Linked DNA regions of Homo sapiens: region 1 is linked to region 2. The links are chromatin loops, found by intact Hi-C in ENCODE. Cell type or tissue: CD4-positive, alpha-beta T cell. All regions are shown on one strand. Each heading gives the region's core, and the rest is flanking DNA. Links, peaks and the distances in the headings are about the cores only.

Region 1 (8,159 bases), core at 1,360-6,359, 120 kb before region 2:
CCAACATGTCTGTGATGGTTAATATTGAGTGTCAACTTGATTGGATTGAAGGATGCAAAGTATTGTTCCTGGGTATGTCTGTGAGGGTGTTGCCAAAGGAGATTAACATTTGAGTCAGTGGACGGGGAGATGCAGACCCACTCTCAGTCCGGGTGGGCACCATCTAATCAGCTGCCAGCATGGCTACAATAAAAGCAGGCAGAAGAACGTGGAAGGACTAGACTGGCTGAGTCTTCCAGCCTTTATCTTTCTCCCATGCTGGATGCTTCCTGCCCTTGAACATGGGACTCCAAGTTCTTCAGCTTTGGGACTCTTAGACAGTTGACCACAGACTGGAGGCTGCACTGTTGGCTTCCCTACTTTTGAGGTTTTGGGACTTGGACTGGCTTCCTTGCTCCTCAGCTTGCAGATGGCCTATTGTGGGACTTCACCTTGTGATTGTGTGAGACAATACTCCTTAATAAACTCCCTTTCATATATACATTTATCCTATTAGTCCTGTCCCTCTAGAGAACCCTAATACAATGTCAGAAACACTCACTGGAGTTATAGAGCTACCCAGGTTCAACTGCAAAGGGGAACTAACACATATTTTCTTTCTGTTAACTCAAATGCTAGCAACTCAATGTGTTTCATGTTGGTCTTCTAACAATGGCAGTTTTTGATTAATAAGAAAATGAGAAAATTATTTCTCAATAACAGCATCTGGTGTGTAGACAATATTGTTCAAAATATAGTATCTGGGAGGAAAGGAAGATAACAAGGTCCGTACAGGTGACAAGTGGGGTGCCACTGGCTTAGGGGTGGGACTCTGCACAGGCTGCTAAGCACCAGGTCACTGCTTTTTAATTTAGGTGCCAAATGAGGAAGCCAAAAAGCAAATGCAAGATGCAGAACCCATTTAGGGACAGATTCCGATCTCTGTTCAATTACCTTGTATGTTTATCTAGGAGAACAAATGGCTGAACAGTCTACTGTATTTGCATGCTCTCAAAAGAGGAGTAAGTTAACTCTCTCTGTCATTTGGGAATTAATCCTCTTTCATGTAGAAAATGTGCATATTAAAATTAGGAAGCCACCCAGGCACTAAGCAGGTGACATCGTTTGGACCTGGCTGTTCCCTAGTGTTGTTTAAAGGAGAGGTAACTGGAGTGATCACCCAAACAGCCATGCTTCTACTGTGCCTGGTGAGGCTGGCAGGGCCTGGGAGGGATTCATCAATTGTTTCAAACTATTTTTTTTGAACATTATGGGTTTGGCAAAACCCCAGACATACTTTACCGAGTACTTTTTTCCTTCATTTTTAAACCCCATGTGTATTTCAAATGCAATCCGTATGTTACTGATTCATTTGCACTTAACTCATCAAAAATGCTGGTTGGGATGAATTAGTTGATGCCCAAGGAGAAGTATGGCCTCCTTTTAAAGGAGATGTTAGAAACCTTGTCCCCACCCGCCCCTATTTGCCAAAGGCGGTGCAAAGTGAATCAGCACCCCTACCCCGCCCCACCACCACCACCACCGATTTTTAATAACATTAGAAAAGGCAATTCCAAGGAGCACTAAATTTGGGGAAATTCTTTATTCCACTCTCCCTCATTTAAAAATCTTGTGCATTTTAAGGGAAATCTAATCCATATGCCTCTGATTCATTTACACTTAAATCATTAAAATGTTGTTTTGAACAAGCCACTTGGTGAACAGAAATGAATATGAGCTTTCTTTTATTATTATTTCTTCCAGCTCTTTTCTGCAAAACAGGAAGTCACATTGGGAAAGCTGAATATCCTCCAAAAGTTTAAATTTGGTACGATAATTCTTAGGCCACCATGGTTTAGATAAATCTATTTTTGCCTATCCTTGCATGGAACCCAGTGCAGCTCTCTGCTTGGATGGCAGATGTATGCTTATAATTGCATGTAATCAGCTAAATTGCATGTGCAAGTATGTTACTTCCTTTTAGTAATTTGAAAAGAGTGTGTGTGTGTGTGTGTGTGTGTGTGTGTGTGTGTGTTTGGAGGTGGGGTGGGGGAGTGATACCAACTCTTTTGGATCCTATATATACCTGGTAGAATGGGACTGAAAAAGAAACTGTATGCTGAAAACAGAAGAGAATTTACTTGAAACTGTTTATATATTTGCCACAAGCATTAACAGGAAACACATTAGATACAGTTTTCATTAACTACGGAGTCATTGAACTAGTAGTATTATCAAGCTCACTGGCAAACTAGAAAATTTTTAGTCTCCTTTTTCTCCATCCTCTGTGATGCGAGATGCCAGTGAACTTCACTCTCTTTTTTATCATTTTATTTCCCATTCCTGAATCTCATAGTAGCTTATGGTCATTCTACTGGGAACACCTCCCTACCCCAACCTTTTCATTTTATGGAGGAGGAAACAGAAGTCTAAGAGTAAGTGACAAAACAGGGACAATCCATAGAAAATTGGGCTCCTGAAGTCAGGGAGTTTCACCACTTTGCCCTAGTAGTACTTACCAAAAACCAAATGCCTATATACAGATATTTGGCATATCATATACATTAATCTCTTCCAATCCTTAAAGCAGTCCTAACGTAGCAGCCACTGCTACTCTCCTTTTTCAGATGTGGAAATGGCAATTTTGAGCAATATTACAGAGTTTGTAAATAGAAGAGTCAGGATCTCACATGATCTCCCACAGAGGCAGCCTAGCATGGTGACTAAAAAGGAGGTCTGTGAAGTGTGTTTGAGTACTGGCTTCACCATTCAATAGCTGATGATTTTAGGCCTGTTACTTCACCTTTCTGCATCTTTGTTCCCTCAAAAATGGAGATAATAGTACCTATACGACAGAGCTGTTGTGAAGATTACATAAGATACTCCACGTCACAGTGTCTAGATATAATAAGCACTCAAGTCACATGGACACTTTATATCTCTAATACTTTGGAAATTTCATGAGCGCAAAGGAACACCTGTACCATTTAATTCCATTTATTTATTTATTTATTTATTTACTTATTTATTTTTCGAGACGGAGTCTCACTCTGTCACCCAGGCCAGAGTGCAGTGGCCCGATCTTGGCTCACTGCAAGCTCCGCCTCCCGGGTTCACGCCATTCTCCTGCCTCAGCCTCCCGAGTAGCTGGGACTACAGGCGCCCGCCACCATGCCCGGCTAATTTTTTTGGTATTTTTATAGAGACGGGGTTTCACCGTGTTAGCCAGGATGGTCTCGATCTCCTGACCTCGTGATCCGCCCGCCTCGGCCTCCCAAAGTGCTGGGATTACAGGCATGAGCCACCGCGCCTGACCTCTACCATCTTATTAATAAAGATGCCAGTACTAGATGCTGTGGGCCAGTTAATTTGTATGTATCCTGAAGTATTGCGTCTCTACCAGCCCCTTATTCCAAATTCTGCCCAGTGGTAAACAGGCTCCAGGTGCACACAGGTCTGTGGCAGAAAGTGCGTGTTGTCACCATCTTCCCAACGTGGAACCCAGCATCAAACCCTCACACCTTATGGGAATGTGAAAGCAAAATTGACATAATTTAGAGGAAAAAAATAGCATCATAGCAACCATTTTACAATATTGTCTTTATTTTCACATGAAGAGCCTAGTGCTGTCTTTAAAATACAATTTTTAAGCTAGAGTAGAGGGCGAACATTTCTAGTTTAGACCATGGGTCATGAAAGTTCCTAAAAGTTCACCTAACAGGTAAAGCCATCAGAAGCCCATTTAAATTGTGGAATGAAGATTTCATGGCAAATAAAAATGCTATATCACTTTAATAAAATCATCATGTGCAAGTGAACATGGAAAGAAGAAGGAACTGAATTTGTAAGTCCTTATCCAGCTCTTCTTACTCTGGCTGAAATTGAAAACCTCCAAGAGAAGAGCCTGTTAGCAGCCACGTCATCAATCTGCTGAAGAAGCTGGTGTTAGTGTCGAGATCTTTCTCATATTCTAAGTGGAGTAATGACAGTGAGGCTTCCAGGGCAGCATCTGAATAGGGACAGAGCGAGCAGCTGACAACGTGCTCTTAGAAGGTGGAGGGGTTAGAGAGAGGGAAGAGGACTTCGCCAGGTAAGAAACCAACATGTTTCCCCTTTGGTTCCAAAATCCTCTCCTGGAGCTCCAAATACTGCTTGAGAAAACCTATGGCAACCTGTTTTCTAGATCGAGGGTGTCACACCCTTTAATAATAATTTCTCGAATTGTCCAAAGGAAACTATGGCTGTCTGTTTCCACTGTGCTAAACACCTGGATGAAGGCTGCTGAGAGGGAGTCCCTTGAACAGGCCCCGTGTCCTCATTTCCCCGTAGCCTGGAGGGTCGGTGACTGTGAGTAAACTGGCAAGGGTTCTGAGAGGGCACCGTCCTGGGAGAGAAGCTAAGTTTGGTGTGGAGAATGTTGGAAAATGCTCCCACCACCATATCATCTGGGTGTCTGCAGGGCCTGAGCCTGTGAGATTTGCCCTCTTTTTCCAGATGTATGAGCAAGACAGAGACTGTTAATGTTGAAGGGCCAGTGAATAACCAGATGCATAGCACATCACATTAATGTGGCTCTATTGTTTGCAGTTCCATCTGCAGCCAAAGGCAAGGAACAGTGACTCCTATAGATGCTTATGGGCTCCAGGATTCTAGGATCTCTGATCATTAACTTAGCCCTCTAGTGTCGGTTTTTCTTAGTAGAGAAATGACATCTCTACTCCAAGTACCACTGCATTATCATCATTGTCATCACCACCACCATTGACATAAAAACTATTGAGTTCTTACTATACCAGGCACCAAACCAAGGACTTCAAATGATCATTTCACTAATCTACTGTAACACTTTGAAGTTGGTCCCATCACAATATTGCTATTTTAAATCAATAACCCACAGTTAAGTGAGTTAAGTGACTTCACTAAGGTCACCAGGATAGCGAGTGATAGGTCTAAGACTTGACAAAGCCTGTGATGTTGCTGTTAGGCAATCTGGGACTAATATGAATGAATCAATGAATGGGTAGACAAATAATTATAAAGATCCATTCTCACCTGACTTCCTTTAGTGACTCTTGATAATATCAGGGGATAGTAGTATTTGGTAAGAGAGCTAGGCTTGGGTTTGAATTCCAGATGAGTCACTTTCTAGATGTATGGCCTTAGGCTGGTAATTATATATGTGAACTTAATTTTCTATCTGTAAAATGGAGGATATTAGCCACTCTGTAGATTTGTTATAAATATTCTTGTGTATAATAGATAAAGGGCTTGTTTCATAATTGGTCCTTAATATGGGGTACATACTATTTTCTAACATTTTAAATGTTTATTTTAATTAATCATTGCATGTGACCTAAAGCTATCATTCAGAAAAAGAAAACTGTCAGCTAGCAGTCTCATTTTCTGCCCCCTCACTTCCTACAATTCTTACACCTTCAAAATGTGAGACTCTTCTTCTTCTGTTCTTTACTCCAGGTTTCACAACCCCAAATAATTCTCCACCATGAAAAAGCAAAGCCCGCACACTGGAGCCTCCTTTTATGAGGACAGAGAACTAGACAAGAATAGGCTTTTGTCTGCCATGAGGAAAATGCCTGAGTTTTGAGAGACTGAAAGAAATATTACATTGTTCTTATTCCACAATTTGCAAATAATTATTTCCTTCCAAGCTCACAAACAAGGGATTAAAATAAATACTTTCCCATTTCCCAATAAAATGGCTTGACTTGAGTTTTTGAAAATGTTTTCATTAATCTTTCCTAACTCCTTCACAGCTGTTCTCAGACTAACTCTAGCACTGGTGATGTACATTGCTAGAAAATGAAGGAATTCAGAGTGGAAATGGCCACTCTTGGGGCAGGGTTCAGCTCATGATACATTCTTTCTTCAGGCAAAATTACTATCTCTATATTTTATTTATTTATTAAAATTAAAATAGATATAGAGTTTTGCCAGGTTGCCCAGGCTGGTCTGGAACTCCCGGTCTCAAGCAATCCTCTTGCCTTGGCCTCCCAAAGTGCTGAGATTACAGGCATGAGCCACTGCACCCAGCCCCAAATTTCTATCTCTAATGAGTTTTCTCCATGGTAATTTTCCAGTTCCTACATAAATTCCTAATATTAGATTATGGATGCTTAACAAGTAATGATAAAATATAATCACGGTACCCAAACGTTTTAAACTTGATGGTCTTGAATGTCTAACATTTAACAAGCGTGTGTAAATGCTGTGCGATATATAATAGCCCAGTGAAAAGTTGACTCATTTACAAAGCATGATTGGGTTACACTGCCACACTGACCTTCTTGCTTTGTAAACAGGCCACATTTTCATAGGGTAACATGTAGATAAAATTTCCATTAAAAAATAACCACTTCTAAATGTATGCCATTAACTGTGACTTCTTTATGGGGCCAAGGAAAAGATGGAAATGCAGTATTTTCATTTTCATTTTTCCAGTCTGTTTCTCACAAGGAATATCCCTCCCACACTGCCTGAGTCTAAAGAGAGTAATGATTGTCTTTTGTGGGGGCAAACCTCTGTGGTTAGGGGATTGTGCTGGCAGAGAGGGATAAATCCTACTCCTAGGTGTTGGGACCTGCGCTATGCCTCAAAATAGGGAGGAATCTGAGAAAAGCTGAGACTTACTTCTGACTCTATCCCCTCTGCATCCCAAGCCACCAATCTTCCCTCCAGTATATTTGAGGGCCCCTGGTTCAAGGACTGTGGAGATACAACCAACAGTACCATCTTCTCCAAAACACCATCAACACAGGGCTGGCATAAAAGGGAATCGTCCAAGAGTTGCAAGGCCATGGTCAAGGCTGGTTTAGAATGGAGGAATTCCTTCCATGGCTACCTTTGTCCCCACCCTCAGTCCTTTCTATAAGGGTTTGTTGTCTCATTGCTCACTCTTTCTCTTTTGGACCTTCTCTGACAGCAGTCATTTAAGTCTAGTGTTAATGGATTTCAGAGGCCAGACTGGTCTGATGGCTGGAGGCAGGATGTGCAGAAAGGGGTGAAAGAGCAGGGTTCTTTGTGTCTGGGGGTTGCCATATATTTGCAGCCATGGCTACAGAATTACATTCCTCCCTTCTAGAGCACAGGTCCTTCACTCCTTCATCAGCCTCCCTCCTCACTATCCCTTCTTTCCAGGGATCTGGGGCCCATGTTCATGGTGTCCTCTCCTGGTCTCTGCTGTACCTCTGTCTTGTGAAAGTTCCATCCAAGAGTGGCTGAGGTCAATGCAACCTGGATGGAGGGCTTTTTCAAAGCTTCCCTGGTGATTCTGATGTGCACTAGGGGTTGAGAATCTCTGCTATAAAGGAATCAGAAAGAGGACCCTTGTTTCTTTCAGAGAATCAGCATGAATGCTAGGGAAATTAGACTGCTGGAAATGCCAGAGGAAAGCAGATATGGAGCTAGAACCAAGGGAAAGGACATACTGGGACATCCTGGCTATGGAAAGGAAGCACAGTCATTCACAAAATCTGGTAAGTACAACTAACCACCCTTAGATAATGAAAGGTACACTCAGACAATGTCAACAGGGCAGCTTTGTTGTAACTTTCAATGCATAAAACCACAGTGGTTCATTTACACTTAGGCTCCCGTTGGCCATGTAGCACTATCTCATTGTTATAACTTTAAAATTGGTAAAAACATTCACACTTCTCACTCTCTTGGCATTGCAGTGCTCCAGAATAGTATAAATTACCAATTACCTGGGATAATGGTGAGAATGGGGCAGTGGTTCAGAAATCCAGTGTGCTGAAGGATTGTTTTATTTGCCTTTGCTCCTCTAAGCATTTTCTGACGCATGTTCTGTTCTGGTAAAACATTAATTTTCATAAAAGGCTATTGGGGTCAGCATTAGAAAAATTTCAGCAATACTGAATATTTGTTCCCCAAATTCTTGACAGAATATATGACCTTTATAACCTTGAATGTTCCATCTCACAGTCGTTGTTAAAAACTCAGTTTAAAGAGATAATAAATAGGGCTTACACAGAAGATATGAAGATACATATGTAAATACCCAAAATACAATGTCTGGGCACACTCCAATAGTCCAATCAAAGCAAATCCTTTATTATTGCTCTAGGTGGTGTAAGTGTTATCCCGGATAGCCCTGAATAAAGCTGGGACCTCAGTGAGCTGTACACCTGGACTCATAATGT
Region 2 (8,159 bases), core at 1,815-6,814:
GAATGGACTACTACAATAAATTGGTACCAGTAGAGTGAGGTGCTGCTATAAGGATACCCAAAAATGTGGAAGGGACTTTGGAACTGGGTAACAGGCAGAGGCTGGAACAGTTTGGAAGGCTCAGAAGAAGACAGGAAGATGTGGGAAGGTTTGGAACTTCCTAGAAACTTGTTGAACGGCTTGACCAAAATGCTGATAGTGGTATGGACAATGACATGTCCAGGCTGAAGTGGTCTCAGATGGAGATGAGGAACTTGTTGGGAAATGAGGCAAAGGCAACTCTTGTTATACTTTAGCAAAGAGACTGGTGCCATTTTGCCCTTGCCCTAGAGATCTGTGGAACTTTGAACTTGAGAGAGATGTTTTAGGGTATCTGGCAGAAGAAATTTCTAAGTGGCAAAGCACTCAAGAGGAAGCAGACATAAAAGTTTGGAAAATTTGCAGCCTGATGATGCCACAAAAAAGAAAACCCCATTTTCTGGGGGAGAAATTCAAGCTGGTTGTAGAAATTTGCATAACTAACAAGGAGCTGAAAGTTAATCACCAAGACAACGAGGAAAATGTCTCCAGGGCATGTCAGAGACCTTCAGTCCCTCCTATCACAGCCTTGGAGGCCAGGGGGTAAAAATGGTTTCCTGGCCCAGGGCCCAGGGCCTCCCTGCTTTATACAGCCTCAGCACACAGTGCCCTGCATCCCAGCTGCTTCAGCTCCAGCCACAGCTAAAAGGGGCCAATGCACAGCTCAGGCCATTGCTTCAGGGGGTGCAAACCCTAAGTCTCAGTGGCTAACACATGGTGTTGGGTTTGTGGGTGCATAAAAGTCAAAAACTGAGGTTTGGGAACCTTAAAAATTGAGGTTTGGGATGGGTGGAAATGCCTGGATGTCCAGGCAGAAGTTTGCTGCAGGGGCAGAGCCTTCATGGAGAACCTCCACCAGGGCAGTATGGAAGAAAAATGTAGGGTTGGAGCCCCCACATACAGTCCCCACTGGGGCATGACCTAGTGGAGCTGTGAGAAGAGGCTCACTGTTCTCCAGACCCCAGAATGGTAGATCCACTAACAGGCTGCACCATGCACCTGGAAAAACTGCAGACACTCAATGCCAGCCATGAAAGCAGCTGAGAGGGGGCCTGTACCCTGCAAAGCCACAGGGTAGAGCTGTCCAAGGTCATGAGAGCTCACTTCTTGCATCAGCATAATCTGGATGTGACACATGGAGTCAAAGGGGATCATTCTGGAACTTTAAGGTTTAATGACTGCCCCACTGGATTTTGGACTTGCATGGGGCCTGTAGCCCCTTAGTTTTGGCCAATTTCTCACATTTAGAATGGGTGTATTTACACAATGCCTATACCCCCATTGTATCTAGGAAGTAACTAACTTGCTTTTGATTTTACAGGCTCATAGGTGGAAGGAACTTGTCTTGTCTCAGATGAGACTTTGGACTGTGAACTTTTGAGTTAATGCTGGAATGAGTTAAGACCTCAGGCAATTGTTTGGAAGGCATAATTAGTTTTGAAAACTTGCCTTGTCTCAGCTGAGACTTTGGCCTGTGGACTTTTGAGTTAATGCTGATGTGAGTTAAGACTTTGGAGGACTGTTGGGAACGCATGATTGGTTTTGAAATGTGAGGACAGGAGATTTGGGAGGGTCCAGGGGCAGAATAATATGGTTTGGCTATGTGTCCACCCAAATTTCACCTTGAATTGTAATTCCAGTAATCCCCACGTGTCAAGGGTGGGACGAGGTGGAGGTAATTGAATCATGGGGGTGGTTTTCCTGATGCTATTATTGTGACAGTGAGTTAGTTCTCATGAGATCTGATGGTTTTATCAGGGGCTTCTCCCTTCACTTGACACTCAATCCTGCTGCTCTGTGAAGAAGGTGCCTGCTTTTCCTTTGCCTTCTGCCATGATTGTAAGGTTCCTGAGGCCTCCCCAGCAATGTAGAACTGTGAGTCAATTAACCCTCTTTCCTTTATAAACTACCCAATCTTGGGCAGTTCTTTATGGCAGCATGAGAATGGACTAATACTACAGGTTTTACACATCTGCTAGCAAAAAACATTCTATTTTTCTGACTCCCTTTATGTCTGTCTGTTGGTCTGACAGCTCACTGAAGTCAGGGAAAGATCCTTTAATTTCTTTTGTACCCATTCCATGGTTTCTAATTCCCATTGCCTGCTCAGTGCACACTCACTGCTTGTTTCTCACCCATGCCTGCCTTATAGAACAAGATAAAATTAAAAACACCTACCCCTTTTGTGTGGGCAGTGTTTCTGCCAAGGCAACGATTCAGCTCCTTCCTGGTATGAGGGCCTGAGCTGCCCCAAGGAGAGGGGAAAGATTAAGCATCTGTAATAAATGTTCCCTAGGCAGGGAGGGAAAAATCACCTAACACTCTTGTGGTTTTTAGAAAAAAAAAAGGGTAAGAGAAGAGAAGGAGGAAAAAGAAAATCCTGAGCTTTAAACAAGTGGCCAGGCTGTTTGTCACCTGTAAAATGAGGCGATGGAAAGCAGGAAAGGGCAGTGGTCCCTGGGTCTGCTTCAGGGATTTGTGCCTCAGACATCTGCTCCAATGCTCCTCGGCTGTCCATCTGCAATTTCTTTTTCTTTAACAAAAACAAAGAACCCTCACTGGACTGAAGTTTCCCACCTGGGCTGAATTTTCAGACCTGGCCTAGGTGGTCCCTAAGTAAATAATTTTATCCTCACTCACTCACCTCCTCCTGAGGAAAAAAACCCATCTTTTTGCTCAGTGAGAGAAGAAAGCACCCAAACCAAACAACAGATTCTCTGCAGCATTGGAACTCTCATTCTAGGGACTCCCGCGAGGGCATGCGGTTTAAATCAGAGTACCCAAGCTACTTGTCTATCTCCTGGGTAAACCTGATTAACATGGACTCAGAGAGAAAGGTTGGATGCATGCCAAAGTACTTTAGTGCCTGTGTAGACTGGTGCATGGACTTTTCCCATCACCCAATAGTTCTAGAAGTCCACCTGCAGGCAAAAAGTAAAGAAACAGCCTGACCTAAAGTGCAACCTGTGGTGTACTCTTGATTTTTCACATGGAGCCCTTCATGATTTCACCATAGCTGATAGATTCAATAGAAGTCCTCCTGCTGTAGAGAGAATTTCTGTGGTCCTTTTGCCTCTGCATTCATTTGGTTTGGGCTGTTTTTTTTTTTTTTTTTTTTTTTTTTTTTCAGATGCGCCTCTGTTTGTGTCAGGCACTTGTGCTAGGCTGGAGGGATCCAAAGATGAACAAATGACAACCTCTGCCCTCTGGGAGCACACAGCTCTTGTGATAAGGATAAAAATCCAGACTGATGATTATAAAGTGATCAGTTTGCTAGGGTTACTATAGCAGATTATCACACACTTGGTGGCTTGAAAAAGCCTCCACTTAACCTCTCACAGTTCTGGGGGACAGAAGTCTGAAATCCAGGCGTCAGCAAGGTTGGTTCTTTCTGGAGACTTTGCAGAAGAATCCATTCCATGCCTCTCTCCTGGCTTCTGGTGGCTGCTGGCAGTCCTTGGGATTCGTTGGCTTGTAGCTGCGTAATTCCAATCTCTGTGTTCGGCTTCACTTGGCCTTCTCCTTGTGTCTCTGTGTCACATATCCCTCTCCTTTATCTTATAAGGACGCATCACTGGATTTATAGCCCATGCTAAACCCAGGATGACCTCATCCAAAGACCCTTGACTTAATTATATCTGCAAATATCTTATTTCCAAATCAGGTCACATTCATAAAGTAATGGGGCTTAGGGTTTGGATATATCTTTTGAGAGAACACAATTCAATCTACTGCAAAGATCAAATATGATAGGTACTATAAAAATAGAGGCAAGCACAGAACATGATTGTAGCAGAGAAGAGAATGGTCCATTGCAGCTGAGTGAGAGTCAGGAAAGGGCTCTAGAGGAGGTGGCTCATAAGGGGAGTTTTGGGGGGACAAGCTGGCGTGTGTCCCAAGGAGGGGCTGCTTGTGTGAAAGTGAAGAGGTTTGCAAGTGTCATAAAGGGGATGACTCCAACTTTGGCACTTGAGTGTTGGCAGGATCCTGGAATCCCTTCTGTGCTCAACCATCCTCTCCACCACTGCCTTTGATACCTGACAAGAAAGACCTCTCTGAGCTGGCTGGAATTTCAAACAGTGCAGCCTCTAGCCTACCATGCGTGAAGCCCCCAAACTTGGCCTCTCATCTAAACATAAAAAAGCCCCAAACTACCCCCCAACCCCACCCCTAATTGTTCTCCTTCTCATCATTGGAATTCTTCGCAATGTCTTCTCTTCCTGAGAATCTCAGCTTCCTGTGAATACTAACTAAACATTCATTCATATTCATTGGTGAGGGTCATCTGTCTCAGCCTCCAAATGCATTCCTGGGTGAGTGATCAGATCGCGCCTCTGGGAAAACTGACCAAATAGAAAAAATGGTGGGAGTGGGGAATCATAGAGTATTTGTGTGAATGGCTTGTGTGGAGTGTGAGTAGGGTGGAGGAGAAGTTAGTTCGCATTGGAGAGGTAAACAGAAGGCAAATTACAGAGAGTCTACAATAACAAAACTCCTACAGCAAAACACAAACTGGAAAAGGTGTATCAAAGCCAAATAGCTCAAATTCACCTGTAAAACACAGGTGCTGCTGCTTTGGGACCACCCTGGTTCTCAAGAAATGAAGGCTTCAGCATGAGGAAATACAGGATAGGATGGATGAAGAAACAAAAGTCTGAAGCGTGGAGAGCCTTCTAGAGGTGGAGCTTCCTGTCTTTAGAGCCAGAATTTTCCAGGGTCTGAATTTCATTCTGTAAGCCTGTTTGAGGTGAGTTAGCCCTTTAGGCATGTGGTGCAGATGATTAAAGTTCTTGGCCAGTGTCCATTGAGCCCATCACTAGCTTACAAATGTTATGTGTTGCAAAAGAACCTTTTGTTGGGCCAGAGGAATGATTTACTCTTCATGGAGTGAACTTGGCCAATAGCTACTCTTGACATAAGTGTGGAGGGACAAAACAATAAGGAGATTTGCAACTTGTCGTTTCCACCCAGTTGACAAAATTATCAGAGCAGCATTTGTGTGACTTCTTTTTTGACTCCCATGAAACTCCCTAGACCATAAAGTAAGCCCTAGCTGGCCAGGTGCGGTGGCTCATGCCTGTAATCCCAGCACTTTGGGAGGCCAAGACAGGCAGATCATGAGGTCAAGAGATCGAAACCATCCTGTCCAACATGATGAAACCCTGTCTCTACTAAAAATACAAAAGTTAGCTGAGCATGGTGGTAAGGGCCTGTAGTCCCAGCTACTGGGGAGGCTGAGGCAGGAGAATCACTGGAACCTGGGAGGCAGAGTTTGCAGTGGGCCAAGATTGCACCATTGCACTCCAGCCTGGGCGACAGAGCCAGACTCCATCTCAAAAAAAAAAAAAAAAAAAAAAAAAGTACACCATCGTTATGAAAAAGAGGGGGCTATCTTACACACTCACTGATGTGTGGTTAGAAGTGCTTTTTGATTAAGGATGTCTGAGCTTGCTTTAGTGTAAAACAGTTCATGAATTTGTGGAAATTATCCACCCCCACACTGATTGTTCTGCTTCAGCTGAGGTCACAGCATCAGGGTGAGGATTTGTGTGGAAATTCAAACTGCACTGGAACGCTGTGCTCAAATAATTCCTGCTCCCCCACCCCCCACACACACCCTGATGAGTTTTTGCGAATGATCCTTTATCCTAAATATCCCACCACTCCAGGAACACTATATGGGTGATTCAGAAGGCCACATCCCATGCATTCTTGTTGCCCTTCCAAACTCATTATTTATGTGTGGCTTTGGATGGTCTTCAGAAGATTTGCTGAAGCATTCACACCACTCCAATCCAAAACTTCACTCTATTGCTAGACCATTCTTTATGTGACAGCTATGGCATCCCAGATCATTTTAGAGTCAAATGTCAGGCACATGCCCTTTCAAAGATAGAAAATGGAGGGGAAATCGCCAGCTGCCCCAATCTTCAACTACTTCTCCTTAAAGGCCCTATGGTATTCCATATTAGAGGCTTGGAAAATCACCACACGTCTGTCAGCAAACTGCGGAATTGTACTGGCAAGATTGGCTTGTGGTGGCGCTGTCTACAGATTTGTGTTTCTTGTCTGCCTGCCAACACCCACTGTCCCTGATAAATGTAGCGCTCAGAGATGGCTAACAAGAGAGGTGGATTGTAGCACACACACCAAGCCCCTGGAGAAGATCAGTGAGGGGAGGTTTAGAAATAAAGCAGAGATGGTGAGATTGAGAATTAGAGAATCTGGGTGCACATCCAGAAAGCCAGGAGCAAATCAATGCTTAAATCATTACGTGCATAGCTCCAGTAGGTAAGGCTGATAGTAGGGACTGTGGAGATATAAAGAAACACATGATGTGACCTTTACTTTCAATGAGCTTTCAGACCATGTGTGGCTAACAGATGTCCTACTTGGGAGTGTAAGCGACAACATAATTTAATAAATGGAGGAGATAAAGGTTATATCTATGATATATTAGTAGTGAACATAGGGTAAGAGATATATTCCAATTTGGCATACTTAGGGAACATACACATTTGTATTTATTTAATGTGTTATATAGCCATTACCAGTTCTGAGTGCTCTAACCAGATGCTAACTCATTTAATTCTCCTCACAATCCTATGATGCAGGCATTATTAGAATATTCACTTCTTTTTAGATGAACAAACAGAAACAGAGAGCTTAAGTAGGTTGCCCAAGGTCATCCAGCTACTAGGTGGCAGAGTCGGGATTCAAAACATCATGGAAGGGAAAAGAAGTTTGGTTGGACTTTGAAGGCAGGTTAGAATTTGAAAGACAAGAAAATAAGAAAGTCTTTCAGCTGCAGGATGGCAGGCCACTAGTGAGAAAGGGAAAGACATAATGAAAGAGTCATACTCCTCCCTTTCGGATGGTTGATCTTATGGTGCCATGCAGGGGATATTGGAAAGGGGAGCTGAAAAACAAGCTGAAAGACTATGCAGTCATTTAACCCACACTTGGCTTAGGAAATGGGTATTAATGGACAAATTCAAAAGAATCTATAAGTGAGGAATTGACACAAATTGGTGACTAACTAGATATGAAAAAAAAGGTTATGGAAAGTCAGTGCCTTCTCTCAAGTTTTGACCTAGGAAACAGCAGTGCCATTGATGGAATTAAGGAAGCCAAGATGAAGCAGGAGTTCTAGAAAGATCAGTAATGTTTTAGATGTTTTGAGTTCGAGATGATTGCAGACTTCTAAATATACACGTCCATCAAGCAATCGCTTAAGTGGGACTTGAACTTAGGAAAGTGGTCAAATTTGAGTTTATAGATTTAGGAACAATTAGTGCAGAAGTAATACAGCTGCTCCAAGGGATAGAAGAGCAGAGGTTAAGGACTGAACTTTGTTTCAATCCAGTTGCCAGAGGAAATGGATTAACTAATAATCAAACAGAGAAAAGGATATGAAGAAACGTATAAAACCGAGATAGTGTAACACTGTGGAAACCAAGGGACGATGATACAAAAAAGTTGGTAATGTGGTCAGTAATGTGTAATGCTGCAATGAGGCTACGGAGAATAGGAAGAAATGTCCTATACAGCATTTAAGGGCCAGAAAAAAGACAGTGACTTCTGAGCAGCCTCTATAAGTGGGGTGGTCCTTTTCTCACTTCTTCAGGCTGAGTTTGACTGTTCCGTTAACATTTCCTGATATAGAATGGTTTTAAAGTTTTCAACCTTCTATCACTTTCCTCTGTCTGTCGGCAACAGAGCATAATGGGGGGAAAATCACATGGGCTCAAATCCAAATTTGTTTTTACCTCTGCCGGTAAAAACAAATTTGGCAACCAACTGAGCAGGTCACAAGCTGAGGGCAGAACCCCTGATTCTAATGGCACAACATTTCCTCAAGCCTGTCAGTCTTTGAATGCAATATTCAACCAGGTGTGAATCCACTTGAGATACTTTGTTGAATGCCTGGTTGAAATTAATAAGTGCTATGTTTGGGAGTAGTCCCTTAATTTATCAGTATAGTAAATTTTAGCTCAAAGGCAAATGAAGTTAACCTGCCATGATTTGTTCTTAGTGAACAATGGTGGGTTCTTGGTGATCACTTTATTGTTTGTTTGGTT

Evidence for each region. Hi-C counts contacts between places; a loop is a spot of excess contacts. Peaks named below come from ENCODE experiments on the same cell type or tissue, not always from the same donor. Only the 100,000 strongest peaks of a DNase experiment are listed, where the experiment ranks them.
Region 1: a loop joins it to region 2, with 4 times the contacts of the local background. A loop is called at or near these places in 2 of 110 quality-filtered maps.

The regions. Positions count from the first base shown.
Region 1 is chr17:56,253,765-56,261,923 of GRCh38, reverse strand. The region is part of intron 3 of ANKFN1 (ankyrin repeat and fibronectin type III domain containing 1); the gene reads right to left. LOC124904035 (a long non-coding RNA gene) reads right to left here. Exons shown (of 2, transcript XR_007065856.1): 1 at 7,704-8,159; 2 at 3,565-3,988. Among named protein-coding and RNA genes, the nearest start is that of ANKFN1, 100 kb to the right of the region's middle. In CD4-positive, alpha-beta T cell, for the core only: no CTCF peak of the experiment used is centred there; no DNase peak of the experiment used is centred there.
Region 2 is chr17:56,139,203-56,147,361 of GRCh38, reverse strand. It overlaps a transcript of ANKFN1 not described here. Among named protein-coding and RNA genes, the nearest start is that of ANKFN1, 10 kb to the left of the region's middle. In CD4-positive, alpha-beta T cell, for the core only: no CTCF peak of the experiment used is centred there; no DNase peak of the experiment used is centred there.